Linked DNA regions of Homo sapiens: region 1 is linked to region 2. Evidence: chromatin contacts called from ENCODE Hi-C or POLR2A ChIA-PET data. All regions are on one chromosome and are shown on one strand. Each heading gives the region's core, a stretch centred on a gene start or an enhancer-like site at or near the end of the contact. The rest is flanking DNA. Distances are from core to core; before and after follow the strand shown.

Region 1 (2,700 bases), core at 123-2,622, 44 kb after region 2:
TAAATGACAGTGTATTCTCTCCCAGTCCTGGAGGCTAGTCCAAAATCAAGGCTTCAGCTGGGCTGTGCTCCCTCTGAAGGCTCTGGGAAAGAATCCACCTTGCCAAGGCAGTTCTTAACAATCATCGGTGTTCCTTGGCTTGTGGCCACATAACTTACCTCTGCCCTCACAGGCCCATCTTCTCTGAGTCTTAGCTCTGTGTGTATCTGGCTCTGTGTCCCAATTTCCCCCTTTAAGAACACCAACCACATTGGAAAGGGCCCATCTCACCCAGTGACCTCAACTAATTACATCTGCAACAATCCTATTTCCAAATAAAGTCCCATTCTCAGGAACTGGGGGTTAAGGCTTCAACATATCTTTTTGGAGGGATGCAATTTGATGCCCACCAGGCACCTTATATGTGTTATATTCTTCAATCGTGACAGCAGCTGTGAGACAGGTGTGCTTCTCCAGGTATCACACAGAGGAAATTGAGGCCCTGAGAGGTGAAGCGACCCTCTTGAGAGCCCCCAGGTAGGAAGCTGCAGAGCTGGAAGCTGAACACAGCTCTGTGACAGGCTGAAGTCCATCATGTGCTCTTCTAAACAGTATTGTCTGCTGTAGCCCACCCTGGCTTTAAGGAGGAGAAAGCCAATGCGCAGGCTCCTAAGCCAGGCTCCTCGAGTTCAAGTCCCACCTCCACTGCTGACTACCATGAGACCCCCACACATTCCTGACCTCCTTTAAGGCTCCCCCTGAAAAATGGGAATCAGAGCAGTGCCTGCACCACAGACTTATGATGAAGATCAATTTAAATAATATATGAAAAATATTTAGTAAGCGTACAGTGAATGTCAGTTGCTGTCATTATCATCACAGTTACATTTAATATTCTGAACATTAAACACCACGAGCCTCTATACAAAGCTCATATTTCCAGGCCACAATTCAGGATCATTTTTGTCTTTCACTCCTTGCTACAGCTGCCCACGAGTGATTCCAGGCAGGGCCATGACGGCTGCTGGGGTGGGCGGTGCCAGCCCTTCTCCCCCATCCCTGCGTGCCCCCCTGCTCGCCCCTGCTTGCTAATGCCCATGTGACATGAGACTCTGAAAGCAGCGATAAAAACAGCAGCTCTTAATCTGCCTGCTGCATGTGGCTTTATCTGAACCCCTCCTCCCTGGGCTGCTGGGGGCTCAAGGGGAGATGGGCAGATTAAGAGCAACGTTTCCGACATGCCCTCCCACCTCCTGCAAACTGGGGCTGCCGCCAGCAGATTTCCTCAAAGCCCAGCGAGGCAGCCGCCGGAGGAATGTGCGGCCTCCTTGGCATGGCAGACATTCAAGGGAGCCCACAAAGGCGCTGTTATGAAAACCCTCTGGAGCACGGGGTAGGATGGGAGCGTTTCATTTGCAATTGGGATTGCACATTTCAAGAACGGGAGCTCGGCAACAGAACGCATGCATGTGAACACACACGGCTCATAATTAATTCATTTCACTTCCTCCTGTTGAAAAAATATTGCAGGAGATGGGGGGTGGAACCACCAGTCTGAGCAGGTAGTTATTTCTGTGCCTGGGGCTCAGCCTGGCTGAGAACCAACCTGTCTAACATGGAAGCTGAAGGGCAAGTAACTCTCGTGCGGGCTCCTGCCCCAGCCGAGGTACAGCCAGCAAGGCGTTCCTGGGTGCCCGGAAGTGGCTTCCCCAGACTGGTCTCCTCCACCTGCATTTTGTGTGGTCTTCTCATTCTTGGACAAGATTGTCTTTTAACTGCTAAAAACTAGAGATAGAGCTAGGAGCTATCACTTAGCCACTGGCACTTCCCAGCAACTCCCCAGGAGTTACAATGCTCAGGACGTATTGGCAAACTTGTAGGAACTACAGGACCCGTGCGAGGTCCTAGATAAGGTGAGGAAAGCCCCACTCCCTTCCCTCAAGCAGCCTACAGTTCAGAGGGAGGAGGCAAGTTAAGTAGGTGTGTGCATGGCCTACTGTGGAAGAACAGAAGGGGAAAGCCAAATCTAGCCTGGCAGTCAGGGAAGGAGAATGGTACATCCACGAGGAAATGGAAAGAATGAACAGGAGTTAGCAGGGAGAATCAAAAGTGCAAAGACCCTACAGCTAAGAACAGCCTGGTACATTCTGGAATATTCTGGAATGGGAGGTTTAAGGGGTGGTGATGGTGCCAGGAGGATTAGAGTTAAAAAAGCAAGGGTTTAAAAACTGACTTTGGTTTCTCTATCTGAGGGGGCACTCACTTAAAATGATAAAGACAGGCTAGGCTCAGTGGCTTACACCTATATTTCCAACACTTTGAGAAGCCAAGGCGGGAAGATCGCTTGAGCCCAGGGGTTTGAGATCAGCCTTGCCAACATGGTGAGACCCCGTTTCTACAAAATTTTAACAATTAGCGGGCATAGCGGCATGCCCCTGCGGTCTCAGCTACTTGGGAGGCTGAGGTAGGAGGATCACTTGAGCCCTGAAGGTCAAGGTTGCAGTGAGCCGTGATCATGTCACTGCACTCTAGCCTGGGCGACAGAGCAAGACCCTATCTCAAAAAAAAAAAAAAAAAAAAAAAAAAAAAAAAAAAAAAGAGGTCCTGATAGCCCAAAATGGTCATGAGTAAATTTTACTTGATAGAAAAAAAAAATGTGTTTTTTTTCATTCTATCACTTACTCATGTAAATAAATGTTTACTGAACATCAGCAACATACC
Region 2 (2,700 bases), core at 175-2,674:
TGCATAATCCAGGATAATCTCCCCATCTCAAAGTCAGCCACTCAGCTACCTTAATTCCATCTGCAAACTTAACGTCCCTTAACCATGTAAACCAACATATTCACAGGTCCTGGGGATTAGGAAGCGAAATCTTTGAGGGGCTGTTATTCTGCCCACCGCATAGATGCAAAGGCCCCACCTGCACCGACTGAATCATCTGCCTTGGAATGAGATGCACAGGTGGCTCAGATGCACATTCAAGTTTGAGAAGCCCTGGCCTCCTTGCCCATCCAGGGCTGACGTCTCCTGGGCTGTACCCAGCACTGCCAGACTGCTGTGTTCAATTAGGCCTCAAGAACCCCTCCCTGAAGTCTGATTATCTCAGCCGGGTTGCCACAGCTGCAAACATTTCCTCTCTCTCCACATGCACTCCCATCCTTCATGGAGAAGGGGGTCTTTTGTCCGGAAGCCTGGACTTGGAGGCAGCCTCTTGTAGGGGGTCTGAGGTTTCTGAAATGTTTCCTTGGGGGAGGAAATGGGATTTGCATCTAGATATGGAACTTGAACACATCAGGGCAGAAGAGCAGAGTTTGCTCGTCTCCCATGGCAGGTCTGAGGATGGCTGGTTTTGGGGAAAGGTCAGCAAAGCTTGGCAACAACTGATTCCCTGCAACTCACTGCAATACAGGCTCCCAGATCTGGCAGGGAGGGGCTCTGGATGTTTTACAGATGAGGAAACTGAGGTTCAGAGAGGATGTGACTTGCTCAAGGTCACACAGGAGTGGAGAAGTTAGGAAAACAGGGAGCTGGGCCAGCGGGGCTATGCCGCACACCCCTGCATCTAGCTGTCATTTGGGGGGGTATTTCTCAACTGAGGGTCACCCCCCACAGGAAGGAGAGAGCAGGGATTAAGATCGCCAGACCTCTGGCTCCATCTGCTCTGAGGGAAAAATGATCACAGCAAATGCCTGGACTCAGCCTGATCCAGCCAGCTCCTCCATTTCCTCCAGACCAGAGCCGCCAGCCAAACTTGGAATTTTCCAAGCAGCCAGTTCAGCCATGGAAGCCCTCCAGGTGTCACCATCTGGGTCCAGCGACTCCAGGGCCCCAGTGGGAGGAAGAAGCACGTGCACTCACTGGGAACGCTGACCCAGAGCATTTCCTTCCTGCAGTAGACTCATCCCAGCCCGGCAAGAGTTCAGAACCAGCAGCCAGTTCCTGGCACACTGCCAGAGCCCCAGACAGATGCCAGGAATGACACTTCTTGGAGGTGCCCACTTCCAGGCAGAGCGCTTCTTTTGCCTGTCCCAGAGCCATCCCTTGCCCCAGCCCCACTGAGGAGCTGACATTTGGAAGCATCCCTCCACACCCCAGCAATGCTCAACCTCCCTTTGCTGCTGAAAAACATCTGGCCGGCTTGGCACCTAAGCTGGGTAAAAATAGCATGCCATCTTGTGAGCAGGCACCATGCCATTACAGCAGATGGAGACCTGCACTGCCAGCCAAGAGACTGCTGAATGGCAACAGACGCATTTGCAAGGGACAGGATTCACAGCTGGAAGGGTCAGAGGGCGGAAGTCAGGACCCTAGTGAGAGGGGCAGGAGGTGAAACGAGAGGGCCAGAGATTGGGGCAGGACCCCTCTGCCCTTCACAGGTGGGACCAGGCAGGGGAAGAGAGAAAATACCCTTGAACGCTAGAAGGCTGCAGAGCACACTAGTGAAGTCCTGGCTTTGAGGCCAGATGAACACACATTTAAATCTTACCTCTACCTTTACCAGCTATGTGACCCTGGGCCGGCTGTTTAACCTCTCCGAGTCTTAGTGTAAAATATACTCTGTAGGGTTCTGAGAAAGATAGTCCATCATTGTTTCTTTGCATATGCATTTTAGTGAGTGTCTCCCATGTGCCAGGCAGGCCCTGTGTTAGGTGTGGGATGTGGTGGTGAGCATGGGCCACCAACTTTTCTTCCAGCATGGGAGACAGACGTGAATTAAAAAAATGACACGAATAAAAGTAAAATGTCAACAGAGATAGATAGGTACTTCAAGCAGAAGGTTTGTGGTGCAATCAGAGCACATAATAAGGGCATGGGGGGAGCAGGGGTGACCAAGTCAAGGAAGATGTTCCCCAAGGAAGGGACAATTAAGATCCAAAGGATGAGTAGGGAATTATGTAGGGAAAAATGAGAGAAGGTATGTTAAGTCCTTAGCACAGTGCCTGGGATCTGATAAGTGTTGGTAAGTGGAATAGATTATTCATGAACACTTACTGAAAATAAAATCATAACCATAGCAATCTCTTCCACCAAGGGGTTACAGTGCAAGGCTTGGGCCTTTGGTGCCGTGAAGAGTCATGTCACAAGAGAGTCTGACCCGTGTCAACTGGCAAGGGAGCCAGAGGCGAATGGATGTTAGAAATAAAAACTCATAAAAATATCTCAAGCCTCTGGTGAGGCCCATTTGCAGGCCTCAGATACTGCAGTTCAAGCAACAAACCTCCTGAGAGGTTTGGACAGGTTGGCCAAGGCCCAGCCAGCTTTGCAGGCATGCTTTCTCCCCCTTTCTACAGGCAGCCTGCGCAAAAGCCGGGACCTTGCCTGCTCAAGCCTCCATTGCCCTGGCCCGAGCATGGCACAGGCTCCCTTTCTGTCCCCATTGACTGCAGGCCCTTGGCTGCCGCACACTGAACCTCACCCTTGGGGCAGAGCCAGCTTGTAGGG

The links. Hi-C counts contacts between places; a loop is a spot of excess contacts on that map. ChIA-PET counts read pairs that join two places held with the same protein, here RNA polymerase II (POLR2A). Pooled maps may share reads with other maps.
Region 1: a loop to region 2 is called in a pooled map of heart left ventricle, with 5 times the contacts of the local background. The contact joins two enhancer-like sites. A Hi-C loop is called at or near these places in 2 of 168 maps with a recorded cell type or tissue (dorsolateral prefrontal cortex and prostate gland) and 2 of 50 pooled maps. POLR2A ChIA-PET finds 5 or more read pairs at or near these places in 4 of 52 experiments (CD4-positive, alpha-beta T cell, Caco-2, activated B cell and 1 more).

What each region holds. Positions count from the first base shown.
Region 1 is chr3:72,288,004-72,290,703 of GRCh38, forward strand. All of the region lies in intron 5 of LOC105377158 (a long non-coding RNA gene), which reads right to left. Among named protein-coding and RNA genes, the nearest start is that of LINC00870, 140 kb to the left of the region's middle. RefSeq lists a cis regulatory region at 824-2,060. Within about 2 kb of position 1,373, at least 5 of the 41 ENCODE cell types and tissues checked have a DNase peak (open chromatin) inside an H3K27ac peak, as active enhancers do; they include dorsolateral prefrontal cortex, where a contact is called at or near this core.
Region 2 is chr3:72,244,252-72,246,951 of GRCh38, forward strand. No RefSeq gene overlaps it. Among named protein-coding and RNA genes, the nearest start is that of LINC00870, 94 kb to the left of the region's middle. Within about 2 kb of position 1,425, at least 9 of the 41 ENCODE cell types and tissues checked have a DNase peak (open chromatin) inside an H3K27ac peak, as active enhancers do; they include dorsolateral prefrontal cortex, where a contact is called at or near this core.